Regions from separate parts of the Mus musculus genome. Here region 2 is linked to region 1. Evidence: chromatin loops called from intact Hi-C (ENCODE). Cell type or tissue: left cerebral cortex. All regions are shown on one strand. Links, peaks and the distances in the headings refer to the core of each region. The heading gives the core; the rest is flanking DNA.

Region 1 (8,200 bases), core at 2,604-5,103:
AGCTATCTCCACTGTCATTCCTACTCAGCCCTCCGAAGAGTTATGAAAACTTTCCAGTTTTAAAACATTCCTCACTTACCAGTCCGTAGCTCCTCTTACCCACTCCTGTTCCTTCTTTTTCCTGACACTAGCCCATATCTGCATCATACCATGAATATAAATATTTTAAATGTATTAAAAAGTAAATTTTAAGTAATATGAAATTTTTATTTTTAACACATATTTTTTACTTATTATTATAGTGAGTGAATGTTTTTAATTAAAATATAATTATATTACTTTGCCTCATCCCTTTCCTCCAACCTACCTCTCACTGTTCCTTCCTCTCACACTATCGCAAAGTTTTGGCCTCTTGCATTATTGTTGTTTTACATGCACACACACACACACACACACACACACAAATATAAACACGCATTGTGGTGAGTCTGCTTTTGTCATTTGTGAATATGTGAATTCATGGCTGACCACTTTGAAAACCTCTGGGCTTTCCCCACTTCCACATTAGCCTGTCTATTGCTGTTACACACGGTTGAGGTCCTGTACATGCAGCCTCTTCTGGCAGATGCATGAACTTGATGGCAATTTTCATAGACCTCTTTTATTTACAATCTTTCTTCCCCCTCTTCCATGATGTTCGTGAGCCTTAAGTGCAAGATTTGTGTTGGAGACATTGTTGGGCCTGGCCTCCTTACGATCAGTTCATCTCTGCAATATCTGTATATTCTAGTAATGGTCTCCATTTGCTATAATGAGAAACTTCTCTGATGAGAGATGATAACTGCTGTGAGTATAAAAGGATAAGTTGTAGCACACAGTTACATTACGCTGGTCCACTAAAATGGCAGTAGTAAGTTCTCTTTGATCCATGATCTCACTACCACCCAGGGAATTGGCTAGCTTTCTCTAACTAGAACTAGCATGATATTCTTCCTGTTGAATTGGTCTTAAGTTTAATTAGGCAGCTGTTCATTAGTGAGACCATCTTAACAGCCCCTACTATTGCACCTTTAGCAATATTTTGCCATGCTGTTCATTGTTGTGATTCATAGGTTTCAGAGCTGGACAGCACTACTGATTGCTTTTCTCCCTTGGAAGCCTGTGTAGTACTTTCTGGTACTATGGAAACTAGAGTATAGGAGGAGGCTTTCAGGTTGGATCCATCTCAGATCATCAGAGCCCTGCATCTTATGTGTGCAGTGTTTTCAGCAATACAGGCTTACCTTCAACCTCTAACAGGCAACCAGATGCTACAATAGCTTATATTGTTTTAGAAATCACTTGGACTACTCTAAACAACAACTTGAGTGAAGGCTCTTTGTATCTGATACTGGAGTTTGTTAGTCTATGACACTTGTGGGGAGACATGTCTGCACAAGTAGCATATGTGTGTACATGTATATTGTATACATATATAGTTTTGCTCTATGTATGTATGTGTATATGTATGTATGTATATGTATATGTATGTATATATATAGCATATATGTATATAGCAAATAGTATATATATAGTTTTAGGTAAGTATATAGTGAAAATAATATATTTCCTTGAAGCTTTATGGTGTTATTGACACTCCTCTTTCTTTTTACTTCTCTATTGACCTTCATCTCTATCCCCAATTAAAGTGCCATCCCTATTTTTTTTTGTTTCCTACTTCATACCTCCTCTATCTTTCTATTCCCTTTCATGTCCCCCAACCCATTGTCCCTTTATACCTACCTAGATTCTGCCATCATTTTAAGTCATATATCTGGAGTTTGGAGCTAAGAATGGCAGATGATAGATAACATGTGGAGTTTATCTTTCCATTTCTGGATTAACTCACTCAGAATAATCTTTACTAGGAATGGCCATTCACCTGCAAACTTCATAATTAACGGGAGAATAAAAAATATAGAAATAAAAAAGATTCTAAATATCATAGCCTCTCTCTGTAATAATCATTTTAGTATTGAAAGAAGAATATTAAGTACTTGTCAAAAATTAAAGTAAATAATATTAGAAAAGTCGGCAGTTTTATTAACTAGGAAGTCAAACATTAAAATTCATAATGATATTATTGAATATTTTCATTTTTTTGTGAAAGCCTTTGAAAGCCAAGTACCATTGATTACTTTCATTGCTCGCCCCTACATAAAATCAGCATAAATATTTACCACCTCCAAATGCTTGAATAAGAACACAATAGAGGGCCAAAAATGTTAAAGAAAATTTACATGACTAGAATAAATAATAGAAATATTAATAAGACACACTCCTTCAAGTATGATGCAAAGTATATCTTTCTTGCCAGGTACTTTCTATACATGGGTAAAACAAGACATAGAGTCTCTATTTTTTAATTACTGAAATAACAGTAAACACAACAAGCTATTCATATTGTGAAATCAGATCTAAATTATCCTAATCAATTTCTCCCTTAGGTGCTTAACCCTTTTTGCTACAAAATACATGTAGTTGTTTCTTAATAAAGTGGTTGTTTAGAAAAGACTTTAAAAATATCATTTTGAGACTAGAGAAATGATTCAGCAGTTCAGAGTACTTGTTGCTTATGCAGTAGACTCACGTTTAATTTTGAGCATCCATGTGGAACTCACAACTATCAGTAAGGCCAGTTTCTGGGTATCTAGGACCTTCTTCTAATTTCTGCATTTACCAGGCACACTTATAGTATCCATAAATGTATGTAGGTTAAACAATTATACACATAAATACATTTTTAAAAATTAAAAACTTATTATTCAGACATAACTTAATTTTCCTTTTAAAGCAAAGAATTAAAATGAAAAGCAAAGAATTTTAATTAAAATATCTCCATATAGCATCTACATTATAAATATCTCCATATAGCATTCACAATATAATATTTAATAAGGGAAGAATGCCATATACTTGGATCCCACAGATAGCTGAGCCAGTGGATACTCAGTTTTCTTGTGGGACCCAGGTATAGAACATTGCAGTTTGTTTGCTGGCGTTGCACATTTAGAAGTAGTTTCTTTTTTAAAAGATTAATTAAAAAAATTTATATTATGCTTATGAGCATTTTACTCACATGCACGTTTGTTCAATGTGTGTGTGACTCGTGGCTGCAGGGGTCAGAAGAGGGCTCCTGATCCCTTGTAACTGGAGTTATGGAGGATTATGAGCCTCCCATGATGCAGATGCTGGGAGTCAAACCTGGTTCCTCTACAAGAGCAAATGATCATAATAGCTGAGCCATCGTTCCAGAACCAGCAATTTTTTTGATCATCACACAATGGCTGCAAATGCATGCCCCAGCCCCTTCACCAGCCAATGGAGGCTTGTACCATATTCTGTGCCCCACAACTAAGTCTTTCCATTGCACTTATCATAGGAAAATGTCACTGCCTATTAATAGACTGTCGGTGGCTCTCATTTTCTGTGATGACATAGAATCATCAAAGCATAATTCTTCTGACATTTGGAAGTCTGGTTTCTGTCACGGGAGACACATGTGCTCACTTGGACCTTGGGAACCTGCAGCTCACACAGCCCTGTAAGGACAATGTCCACAGTAACCCTGCTTACCTTTCAGCTAGAGTCTTATTATTTCTCTGTCCTTCTTACCCACGGTCTTCCACACCAATGCTAAAAGGCAGGAAAGGTAGAAACATAATGTGAGATTAGGTAGAGGGCTTGGGGGAGTTGGGTTCTTCAGAATTTCTGGATTGGTGATTCCTCGTCTCCCTCCCCATTCTTGGCATTTCATTTAAGCAAACACTAAGAAAAATCTCCCACTTTTATGTTCAGGCATACCCTTTCATGTCTGTTTGGTGTTATCTTCTTCAGTGGCATTTTCAAATGTCTTAAATTGCGCAGCCCACAGGGCAGACTTGACTGGAAAGGATGTGGTTACCATGGCACTCAAAAGACAATTTCCAGAGAGAAAGTGTATCTTCTCTACAAACAGAAGCAAAAACTCAAAATAGATAGAGTGACATATTTTCTTTCCAGAAACCGAGGACAAAATGTACAGTAGATGTTAGTTAAAAGCAACATCAAATTTTTGGCTTTAAATTTCTTTATCATTTTAAGTCCAATCTTTTTAACGTCTTTAAAGCACGAGGCTGTCCAGTGCATGAGTGGTATGGTTATTCCTATAGCCCAGTGCATTAAGGACGTTTATATTCTTGAATTCTAATATAAGCGACTGCATGTGAGTCCTCCTCTGATACCCATGGACCGTCACCACACTCCTCCTAGGATTCTTCCCACATTCATACTATTTTCAGATCTAAGCACCATATGGGAATCAAGCTACACAGAGAAATCACGGTGAGAATTCTAGAAGGCTTGAGCCTGTTGAAAATTTGTCTAATCTCAAATTGTGGGTAAAGAAAAAAAGAAAGAAAGAAAAAAGAAAAAGAAAAGGTTATTTGAGTTGCCCAGTTAAATGGCTGACTAGAGATAAAGACAGCACTTGAATCTACATGTAGCTACTTTCTCTGACTTGTATCTAGATTCTGTATTCCATTTCTAATCATTAATAAGAGTTCAATCAAAGTCTAGGCTAAAATAGAAAGTCATTCATTGCTGTCAAAAACAGTTGATCCTTTAAACAGTTGCCCCCAAAAATTACAGGAAATTTTTGCATTTGAGGCTTTTTTTGAGACAGGGTTTTGCTGTTTTCCTGGCTGATCTGGAACTTCCCTCATAGACCTCACATTCAGAGATCCACCTGTCTTTGCCTCCTGAGTACTGGGATTAAGGATATGTGCACAGTGTGGCATCTGTTCTTAGCAGTACCTAGGAGATTTTGGGATGATTTGTAATGTGTTTATTTCTCAGATTGTTCTGTGTAGAAAAATTGTGTTGGAAATTTTTTTATAATGAATTCACCATGTCTTCAGTTGATATATGCAATGATGTCTTCAGGGATATATTTTATGATGTATTTATAAAAAAACCTAACATCTTGATGGGACTGGGAAATCATTATCCTACTTATTTTAAAAGTTATGTTCATGAAATGTTCACTGCATAGATGATCAATTACATTTGGACATCATAAATATGTGAGTTTATATCATTTAGATTGAACTGGCTACTCAGTTTTGCTGGTGACTCTTTGTCATCTCCAGTTTACTCACGTATATATTTTGATCACTTAGAAATACTTTTTCTTCTTTAGAGGTCATATGTCTGCTACTCTAGAAGGCGTGTAGGTAGATGGAGAATATGTTGAAAGGAATACAAATAGTTATAGCTAAATTAAGCAAACAAATTTGTGAGCTTATTTTGTTGTTTGTTTGCTTGCTTATTTTGCATTATTTGTTTGTTGCAATGTCTCCTGTACCCGAGGGTGGTCTCAAACTCGCTGTGTTCTTAAGGATGACCTAGACCTGTTGGTCCTCCTATTGCTATCTCCCAAGTACTGGGATGCCAGTTACGTGCCATCATGGGCAGTTTATAGGCTTGATTTCAGAAGCTCATAGAATGGAGGAGGAGCCTCAACAGGACAAAACTAAGACAATAGGAATAAAACTGTGGAGATTTGACTGTGGTTATTTGAAAGGATCAGCAAGAACATAGGATTCTGGGAGTTTGTTCACAACTTTTCTCTATTATCACAACAATTTTCAATGTCCTGGGAATAAATCTCTTGTCTAAGCTCTGGACAGATATAGGATTCTTGACTGGAATGTTGGCAGGTGCTTATGTTTCTGTTTTTGAACTCAAGGCTTGGCATAGCCTTTGCATTGCAGCACACAGATATGTTGGAACCTAAGTGATTTCATGAAGAAGAAATCAAGATATATTAAAATGTAAGAAAGGAATGGGTAGTAAAAACAATGCCCGCCAACAATCTCTTACAATACTGACTGATGTGGTCTAAATGCAAAATGCACCCCATATATTCATGTTTGAAGACTTGATCCTTACTGGTAGCATCTATAGGAGGTGGAACCTTGGTAGAGGAAGCAAGTCCACTGGTAGCCACTTGTGATGTGACAGCACAGCTCCACTTGCATTTCACTCTTGGCTTCATGAGTACAGATCCCATGTGCCTAGCAAGTGCTCTGGTTCGGCCACTGTGCCTTTCCTGCCTGCTGCTCTGTTTCATAGTCTGGATGGACTGTATTGCTTTGGAGCTATAATCCATACTAAAGCAGTGTTCCCTTAACTTAGTTTTATCTGGATATTTATCAGTGCAGCAAATTTTATAAAATAACTAAGACACGTATTTTCTAATATTTCTCAGGGGCTGAACCTAGATTAATAAAAAAACAAAAAAACAAAACAAAAAAAAAACACACTGCCAGTTGAAGTAAATTTGACATTTTTTTCTTTTTACTCTTTTCTTAAAAATGTATAAAAAATATTTTAAAAGATCCCTGTTTTCCATTCTATCTTTCATTTTGGAAGCAGTTATATGTGTCCCTTTTCACATTCAACCTCATGATTATGAACATTCATATGGATTTTAAGACATTTATTTATAAACCAATAAATAATAAATGAAGATGTTGCAGTTTTTATTTTTATTTTTTATTTATTTTTAAAATTTTTATTAGATATTTTCTTCATTTACATTTCAAATACTATCCCAAAAGTCCCCTATACACCCCCCCTATCCTACTCCCCTACCCACCCACTCCCACTTCTTGGCCCTGGCAATCCCCTGTACTGGGGCATATAAAGTTTGCAAGACCAAGGGGCCTCTCTTCCCAATGATGGCCAACTAGGCCATCTTCTGCTACATATGCACCTAGAGACACTAGCTCGGTGGGTGGGGGGGGGGGCGGTACTGGTTAGTTCATATTGTTGTTCCACCTATAGGGTTGCAGACTCCTTCAGCTCCTTGGGTACTTTCTCTAGCTCCTCCATTGGGGGACCTGTGTTCCATCCTATAGATGACTGTGAGCATCCACTTCTGTATTTACCAGGCACTGGCATAGCCTCACAAGAGACAGCTATACCAGGGTCCTTTCAGCATAATCTTGCTGACATATGCAATAGTGTCTGCATTTGGTGGCTGATTATGGGATGGACCCCCGGGTGGGGCAGTCTCTGGATGGTCCATCCTTTCATGTTAGCTCCAAACTTTGTCTCTGTAACTCCTTCCATGGGTATTTTGTTCCCTATTCTAGGCAGGAATGAAGTATCCACATGTTTGTCTTCCTTCTTGATTTTCTTGTGTTTTGGAAATTGTATCTTGGGTATTCTAGGTTTCTGGGCTAATATCCCCTTATCAGTGAGTGCACATCTAGTGACTTCTTTTGTGACTGGGTTACCTCACTCAGGATGATATCCTCCAGATACATCCATTTGCCCAAGAATTTCATAAATTACTTGTTTTTAATAGCTGAGTAGTACTCCATTTTGTAAATGTACCACATTTTCTGTATCCATTCCTCTGTTGAGGAACATCTGGGTTCTTTCCAGCTTCTGACTATTATAAATAAAGCTGCTATAAACATAGTGGAACATGTGTCCTTATTACCAGTTGGAACATCTTCTGGGTATATGCCCAGGAGAGGTATTGCGGGATCCTCCGGTAGTACTATGTCCAATTTTCTGAGGATCTGCCAGACTGATTTCCAGCGTGGTGTACAAGCTTGTAATCTCATCAGCAATGGACGAGTGTTCCTCTTTCTCCACATCCTTGCCAGCATCTGCTGTCACCTGAATTTTTGCCATTCTGACTGGTATGAGGTGGAATCTCAGGGTTGTTTTGATTTGCATTTCCCTGATGATTAAGGATGTTGAACATTTTTTTCAAGTGCTTCTCAGCCCTTCGGTATTCCTCAGTTGAGAATTCTTTCTTTATCTCTGTACCCCATTTTTAGTGGGGTTATTTGAATTTCTGGAGTTCAGCTTCTTGAGCTCTTTGTATATATTGGATATTAGTCCCCTATCAAAATTAGGCTTGGTAAAAATCCTTTCCCAATCTGTTGGTGGCCTTTTTGTCTTATCGACAGTATCTTTTGCCTTACAGAAGCTTTCCAATTTTATGAGGTCCCATTTGTTGATTCTTGATCTTACAGCACAAGTCATTGCTGTTCTGTTTAGGAATTTTTCCCCTGTGCCTATACCTTCAAGGCTTTCCTCCACTTTCTTCTCTATATATTTCAGTTCTCTGGTTTTATGTGGAGTTCTTTGATTCACTTAGACTTGAGCTTTGTACAAGGAGACAAGAATGGATCAATTCACATTCTTTTACATGATAACT
Region 2 (8,200 bases), core at 2,788-5,287, 150 kb after region 1:
TCTAACTGGTGAGATTGTTAATTGACTATAAAGGTAAGAGGACAAAAGAATGCCTCCCAACATGGAAGGTTCTTTTAACTTGTTTATTTTTCTTTTGAATTAGAAAGTGATTTAAGTACAGTATTGTAGCAATGACTAAAATATTTAAGGTCATAACCTGTCCATCATTGGAGTACACTATTTTGTCAATGCCATGAAAAACATGGCACTGTAAAACATCCACCAGAGAAGACTACTAACTAGTATACAGGTACAGGTACAAACCAAGAGAATCCTTATTTGGCAGCCAGGGACTACTCCTGGGTTTTGGGACCCCAATGTAGCCCTGAGCCTTTCCTTTTCAGGGTGGGCTCTTAAGCCCACCTAAAACACACAACCTGACTTGACACACTTTAGCTATCAAGAACAGTTAGCTGAAGGCAGAACTGCAGAAGCCAAAAAGCAAAATGAGAACCTTCTGAGACTTTCCCAGAAATGTGGACTTTGTGGATTTGGTCTCTGTTCTTGTTTTGGTAGGTGTTATTGCCTACCTGCTGTGTTCAAAGATCTAAACTGTATTTCTGTTGTGACTTCAATAGTGCTGAGGTTATGATTGTGATGGCAAACCACAGATTTTATAACAAGCTGACTTCTGTACATTATTTAAAGAAATAAATGTTTAAAATAATGTTAAAGACAATATGTTTGAATTTTTAATTATTTGAGTTATAATCTAGTATACTGTTTGAACTATTTTTGTTCATATTTCAATTACCGTCTACTTTATAAGGAGTCATATATCCACTAATATTAGGGTCCTTTTTACATTTGAAGCCTAATGTCAGTGATTCTGATTTACTAAATAATATTGTGATCATGAGATATACTAAATAACATTCATTTTGATGTGATGTTTATTGAAATTTCTGAAACAGCATTAAATGTTTAAATTTTCAGCTCAGTAACATGTAGGAACAAGTAGCATCCAAATAACAATAATTTTAATCATTTCTACATAAAAAGTATATAGAACTAATAGACACTCAAGAAAACTTTCACTTACAATTCAAATAGTGATTCATTCTCCCTGACATTAGGCCAGGTATGCAAAAGGAATGAGCATATGGAAGAAGCTTAGCCCTGTGAATTCCTGTCAAGGATCTCTCAGTGCCACCAAGGGATGCATTTCCATCTATAATATGATAGGAGAAAATTAGCTGGGCTCTATTCTGTTAAAATGCAAAGGCTAAACTGGAAACTGAAGTGGCACTTTTAAAAGAGGTGAAGGATGTATATGTTTATTAATATTTTAACTTGAGCCAATAATCTCTCATTTCCCACTTCTGAAGATAATGCTAAGACCGCCATCGATTACTGAGATTTGTCTAATACACAAATTGATTTCTGTGGTCTTCCTTTTGAAATTTGAAGACTCCTTGGAGCAACATAATTCCGCATCAGGCCTCAGGGGCTTCTAGGTTTTAGCATGCTGCCCCGCAGCTTTAGTGAACGGGCTTTAGACCACTGGGCAGGCAATCATCAAAAGGCAACTTCATGGTCCCTGAGTAGCTGGGAGCTTATCATCTCAACTTTCAGGCAACTGTTTCATATTAACTGTTCTATGAAATTTCAACCTCTCTTTTACCCTTCTTATTGACACATCTCACACTTGGTAATGAAGGCTGCTTCTTCCTTAAATCCCCTATATTGCTATTTATCCAATTTCCGTCTTTGTCTTAGTGGTTTACCTTGGTATAGATTTTTTTTTTTTTTGCCATTTTGTCTTCTATTAAAGAAAAGAATTCTGTTATGATGTTTTATTTAATATACCTTCACATCTTTTAGATATTTTGCACATGTTGCCTCATTTACTCATTCCCTGACCACCTTATCAAAGTCTGAAATCAAAATTTTAATATTCCTGAACTGTCTTCTTTACCCAAATTTCTTCACACTTTCATAAACACTCATAAATCCTATTTTAACAATGTGTTCCTTATCTATCCTCTAGCTATTTAATATTGATTTTGTTAATTTACATAGCTTTAGCAACTAGCACCGTCTCTGGCATCTCTATGAGGATTAAATCATTATATTCTTAGTAGACAAATAAAAACAAAAGGGTCCAATAAAAATTTATGGTAAGGTAAAAATGTTAGTTACATATTAAAAATTAGCATGACTGCTGTGTTTTGAAGTAAAATAATAAAGTCAAGTAAAAATGAAGTAAAAAAAATAAGAAAAATATTGATATGGATGCCAAAAGAAAAGTATCATAAATAGAACTTACATGTGATAGAAAATCATGTTTTAGAATTCAAAACAAAAAGATAAAGAAGCCAACACTAAGTTAATAATATAATATTATTTGTCCCTTAGAAATACAAAATACCTTTTTCTTTACATTTCATTCATTTTACTTAACAGAGTAAGATAACAAAAACTATAAATGAGAATGTACAAGTGTTGAAAAGACAGAGATAGCACTTAGAATATTCATAAATGACATGGTTATCAACAAAAATAACAAAACATTACAAAGTTATTCTCAGGACATAGAAAATAATTTAAGGCTTATAGTTCTGAAATAAATATGAAAATTCCAATCAAAATCTACTGAGTTACTATGTGGAATCTCTAAAATGTACAGAACAAAGTAAGTGAAGGGTAAATGGTAATGGCAAGCATGAAAAAAATGACTGTGTGGGAGCAGTTTCCTCCACCATAGATCAAGACAGGAGATAGATAATTGATGAGATGTTATCATGTATGAGATGAGATGAGATGAGATGAGATGAGATGAGATGAGATGAGATGAGATGGGAGATGGTATTGTTGACTGAGAGAGAGGGAGAGGAAGAGGGAGAAGAGAGGGAAAAGAGAGGAGAGAGAGGAGAGGAGAGGAAGGGAGGGGAGGGGAGGGGATGGGAGGGGAGGAGAGGAGGGGAGGGGAGAGGAAAGGAGAGGAGAGGGAGATGGAGGGGAGAAGAGAGGGATAGGAGAGAGGGAGCGATAGGAGAGAAGAGAGGGGATGAGAGAGGACAGGGAGGGAGAGGACAGGAAGAGGAGACAGGAGAGGGAGAGAGAAAAAGGGAGGGAGAAGGACAGAGAGAGGAGAGGGAGGGAGAGGAGAGAGGAAAGGGAAGGAGAGAGGAGAGGGAGGAAGAGGGAGAGAGAGAACAGAAAGGAGAGGAGAGGAGGGGAGGGGAGGGGAGGGGAGGGGAGGGGAGGGGAGGGAAGGGGAGGGGAGAGGAGGGGAGGGGAGGGGAGAGGAGAGAGAAAAGAGAGGGGAGGAGAGGAGAGGGAGAAAGTGAGGTCTAGGAGAGAGGGGAGGAGAGGAAGGGCAGAGAGGAGAGGGAGAGGAAGAGGGCATGTAATGGAGAAGATTAGATAGCTTGTAAACCAAAGTGCCTCTCTGCCTACTGGATAATGTCTAAGGTAGGGATTTTTTAATACAGAAAGAAACATCTCCTCAATAAAGGATACTGGAAAACAAATCAATGAGTTAATTTTTAGTGTGATTATCCTTACTTTGTTGGTCTCTCTTTTCTGTTTTCTAGCTTTCTCTTATTTACTCTTTTCTTTCTCGTTGATTTAGTTTTTGCTTTTCACTTTGGTACAGTGTGAGAAATAATTGTAATCCAACACTGGGCTTATTTTTCAATATTTAAATAGAGGTAAACTGATTGTATAGTGTATGAAAAGATAATTATACATCTTTTTAAAACAACTGTATCAGGGGAGTTTCTGATTCCTTTGCAAATTTTACACTGGAAGAAGCCATTATATACCCTCATTAAATTGTGAGAAAAAATACTAATTTTTAAGGGCGTGTTGAAAACAAAGCTTTCTGAATCTTTTAATATTTATCTTCATCATAAATCTGACAATATACCATTATTTTACTTGAGATGCTATTCCCAGAAACCAGATATAATAAATGCTTTTGTGTGCACACATGGATATAGCATGCCAATTCTCTATCAATATTTGAACCTTAGCTTTGTTTGAGAATTAAAAGGCCTGATTCTCGTAATATGTAGTGTTGAAAATATACAAAGTGATCATTACTGTTTTTATAGAGATTTTTCTCAAGAAATCTATTCCCTCTAGTGCCAGAAGCCCACTTACTATACTTCATTAATATTCATTTAATAGAGTGTTTTTGCACTTTAGGTTCAGTAAAAGCATGATGATGGGGGATAGCAGAATCCTCAGCCTTCAGCAGTGATTATTGGGAGTGCATCCTGGCCCAGAGGCACGGTTGCCATGGTGATGCTACTGATCTGCCAAAGCTGTTTCTCACTGTGGGTGGAAAGAAGCTCCCCTGCCAGCAACTATGTGGGATTCTGGCAGCTGGAGAGAATGCTGAAATGGTGTGCTGGCTCTCCATATGGGAGCTCAAAAAGACTTCTTTAAATGCAGTAGGCAACTCTGCCCAGACTCCTAGGAAGAATGAGTTTGATGAGGATGTAGTCCTTTACAAGCTCAATATGTCCCCAGTGAGGCACTTAAGGATTTAAATTTGAACAAAAGTTTTGCAGAGGGTCAACACTTAAATTTTTCTACTCTGAATATTTCTGCCATACAGAAATGGAAATTTACAGGCACTTGTATTTGTCAGCAAAGGTAACATCATTCTGAGTAATTTATATGGCAATGTTTAACCATGGAATAAGGATATATTTTGTGTATTAACTCAGGGTCCTCAACTTTGGTTTTCCCTAGTGTTAGAGTTTGTCTTATGCGTTTCTAAATTTGGGAGGTGCTAGCAAGTTAAATGTGCAGTGGATGTTCGGGTTCATGAGCACATTTCTCTTGGGGAGATAAAGCCTGGCACTGAAGCTAATATTGCCCAGATAATGCACAGCGGGCTAAAGATGAATGAAGTACAAACTAGTTCTCATTTTATTGGGAATAAAATTAAGCAGAACTCCTAAGTGACCATTTTATGTTTTTATTTTATCTGTTTTTAAGTTACTCTGGTTTCCTATTTATTCTCCTGTAAAAAATCTGTGCTCTAGGATCAAGTGAAGGCGATGGCATTCAATATTTATTACCTTTTCTTTGTCTTTGAGCTCATAAGCAGATGATTACATTAAGCATCGGCATTTCATTTTAACATTATAAGGAGTCTGCAGTAGAATCCTTCCACGGCTATCAAATGCTTTGAGAATAGAAAACAAATAAACAAACAAACAAACAGAACCACAAAACTCAGATTCAAAGTCATTGCAGCCATTTGGTGAACTTGACAGACTAGGAGGTCATTCCTCTTGTTAGTACTAATTTTACTGGTTTCCCCCTTCAAGTAATTACTGAGATGAAAATGGAAAGGAGAAATTATTGAAAGAAAATAGTCTAGTTTTTTTCCTGCCATCCTGTTAGTCTCTAACCAAAACTGGGCTCAATGACATTCAGATACTACACACACTGGTCTCAGCCATCTGTTGGTGAATTTTTTCTACTATATGAAGTTTCAAGCTGTTCTAACCTTTTCTACTTCCCTATATTCATATTCTCTCTCTCTCTCTCTCTCTCTCTCTCTCTCTCTCTCTCTCTCTCTCTCTCTCTCCCTCTCTGTGTGTGTGTGTGTGTGTAGGATACATGTTCAGGAAATAATTGTTGCTTCACAAGAAAGAGCAACAGAACTGGGGAGGTAGTTGAGCTCCTGTACAAATTTCTTCTGAAGGAAACCTTATGGGTTATGATTCTCTAAGTCTGTTTAATGAGCTTTATCAAATAATACACTAGCTCATTCTCCAAACATAAAGTCACTTCACAAAGGAACTTTTGAATCTCCTGTTTTACATGTTATTGCATATAAAAAATTAAAGATTTAGATTTATATAAAGGATCAATGACCAAAAAGTACTATAATCTGAAAGACAAATTCCTCCCAAATATGTAACTTTTTTAGCCCTGATACAGTGCTGCCATTGAAAGGTCTAAGGACTAACCTCATATGACAGAACACAATTAGAATGTAGACCTACTAAAAATATTACATAGTTATCTTCAAAAAGTATATAAAGTGTATATGGAGCAAATTAATTTCATACTGAAGTATCAATGCCATTCTCAAGTTGAATTATGTGTAATGAGAGCATCTTACATTTATGGAGTTCTTTGTCATGCAGTATTATTTTTATATATTGTCTCATTTTATCATCACAAGAACAGTATAAGGTCATCCTCTTATTTCCCCCATTTATTATAAGATCAAAAGATTGAAGTGTTAAAAATCACAGTGATGGGATCAGTATTATGCTCTACCTGTTCTCTGCTTTCAACTGTGTCCAGATATTACTTCATTTATTTTCAACCAAAATCTATAAATAGATTTTTCATTATGAGTCACTCTGTAAGTAGCACACATATGTGAACTCAGAACTCAACTTTAATTCCTTTACTATTTGGAATGTATCTAATGCTTCCTGATTTTTTTTTCTTCTCTAACTTTTGGATTTTGTGGGTCAAAACTCAGTTAGTTGGATTTGCAGAGTACTACAGTTTTCAAATAACAGTCTGAAAATTGCAGAGATAGTTCAAAGAAATAGATATTACTTAAGTAAAAAAAAAAACCCATGAACTATGAGAGCAATGAATTCAAAGCAGGATGATATGCATGTGTGTGTGATGATTTATGAGTATGGTTAGAAAAGAAGAGCTTTGGTTGGACTAGGGTAGAAGATGAAATCATGAACCTTGGCAGCACCCACTTGATGGTGGAGAATGGACTATAACAATGGACTTCAACTTCATTCTTTCCTAGACCCTCTAGGGCTTGATTTAATGTGGTTGACCTGGGATCATCTATCATTACTAATACTATGTCCTATAGGGTTGAGGTCATAGAAACATTTTACCAAGATGAATAAATAACATGATTTTTCCTTCTTTTTCTTCTTCTTCTTCTTCTTCTTCTTCTTCTTCTTCTTCTTCTTCTTCTTCTTCTTCTTCTTCTTCTTCTTCTTCTTCTTCTTCTTCTCCTTCTCCTTCTCCTTCTCCTTCTCCTTCTCCTTCTCCTTCTCCTTCTCCTTCTCCTTCTCCTTCTCCTTCTCCTTCTCCTTCTCCTTCTCCTTCTCCTTCTCCTTCTCCTTCTCCTTCTCCTTCTTCTTCTTCTTCTTTTCTGTTGCTCTTCTACAGGGTGCTTCGAGTGCTGCATTAAATGCCTGGGAGGTATTCCCTATGCTTCTCTGATTGCAACCATCCTGCTGTATGCAGGCGTTGCCCTGTTCTGTGGCTGTGGCCATGAAGCCCTTTCTGGAACAGTCAACATTCTGCAGACCTACTTTGAGTTGGCAAGGACTGCTGGAGACACACTGGATGTTTTCACTATGTAAGTCACTCTTTACATCCACCTTTTGGGAAGTGCATTATGTTGTTTACGGTTTTTTTCCTAAATAAATATAGGTCTAGCCAGGTAAGGGGATTCTGAGAAAAAAACTAAACCAAAACGACAGCAAACAAACAAAAATAAAATACATTCATGAGGCAAACATGATTCAGAAAGGGGTTGATCTATCAACCAACATAAATTACTTTGCATAGAATATGAGGCCAAATTAATAGAGATTTTACCAAGGCTTTTACATGAATTAAATTACCATGAAGCAGGAAAATTTTGCCTTGCTCTTTGAATTTGAACAGACTCTTCTTTTAAAAAGATAGTGGAATGACAGAGGATGGAGGCAGGCACAAATCTAAGGTTGGGTGTTAATTTAGGAGAGTTATAAAATTCTAAGCAAAATTAGATACTTCAAAATTTTAACCCAGCCATGAATATAATATTATCTTACTTTCTCTACATCACAGGAAATATTGTAAATATTGTTAAGGATTCTTGAAATCTTCTGTCAGATAAAAAGTAAATACTGAGCAGCATTTCTGAAAATACCAATTGTGTTTTTAGCTCCCCTAAAACATAAACTATTAGGGTAAAAATTATGATGATGTTGAAATAATATATTTTTGTAAACCTGACTCAAGCAGTCTAGAAGTGAAAGCATGTTTTTTTCCTGGTTTTAGCCTGTTTAATAGTATAGATAACTAGCCTTTAGGATTTACTTACAGGAGGATTCATTTCCAAATAAGTTATTCTCATCACCTATTGTGTGGTTTCATAATCATAGGGAGAAATTCCTTATTAGTGTACATTTTTAAAATACAAACTCCCTGTCCCAAAACCACTCATGTTTGTTAGCCTTGACACTGCTTG

What was found. Hi-C counts contacts between places; a loop is a spot of excess contacts. Peaks named below come from ENCODE experiments on the same cell type or tissue, not always from the same donor. Only the 100,000 strongest peaks of a DNase experiment are listed, where the experiment ranks them.
Region 2: it touches region 1 in a loop (10-fold over the local background); 3 of 42 quality-filtered maps call a loop at or near these places.

What each region holds. Positions count from the first base shown.
Region 1 is chr8:54,883,352-54,891,551 of GRCm38, forward strand. It overlaps LOC115486929 (a long non-coding RNA gene), which reads right to left and starts at 6,231. Exons shown (of 3, transcript XR_003947548.1): 1 at 3,784-6,231; 2 at 3,059-3,615. It also overlaps a transcript of Gpm6a not described here. In left cerebral cortex, for the core only: no CTCF peak of the experiment used is centred there; DNase peaks (open chromatin) are centred at 3,840, 4,218 and 4,649; H3K4me3 peaks cover 1,190 bases; H3K27ac peaks cover 2,420 bases.
Region 2 is chr8:55,030,200-55,038,399 of GRCm38, forward strand. Gpm6a (glycoprotein m6a) reads left to right here. Exons shown (of 7, transcript NM_153581.6): 2 at 7,129-7,321. Among named protein-coding and RNA genes, the nearest start is that of Gpm6a, 80 kb to the left of the region's middle. In left cerebral cortex, for the core only: no CTCF peak of the experiment used is centred there; a DNase peak (open chromatin) is centred at 4,308; H3K27ac peaks cover 1,725 bases.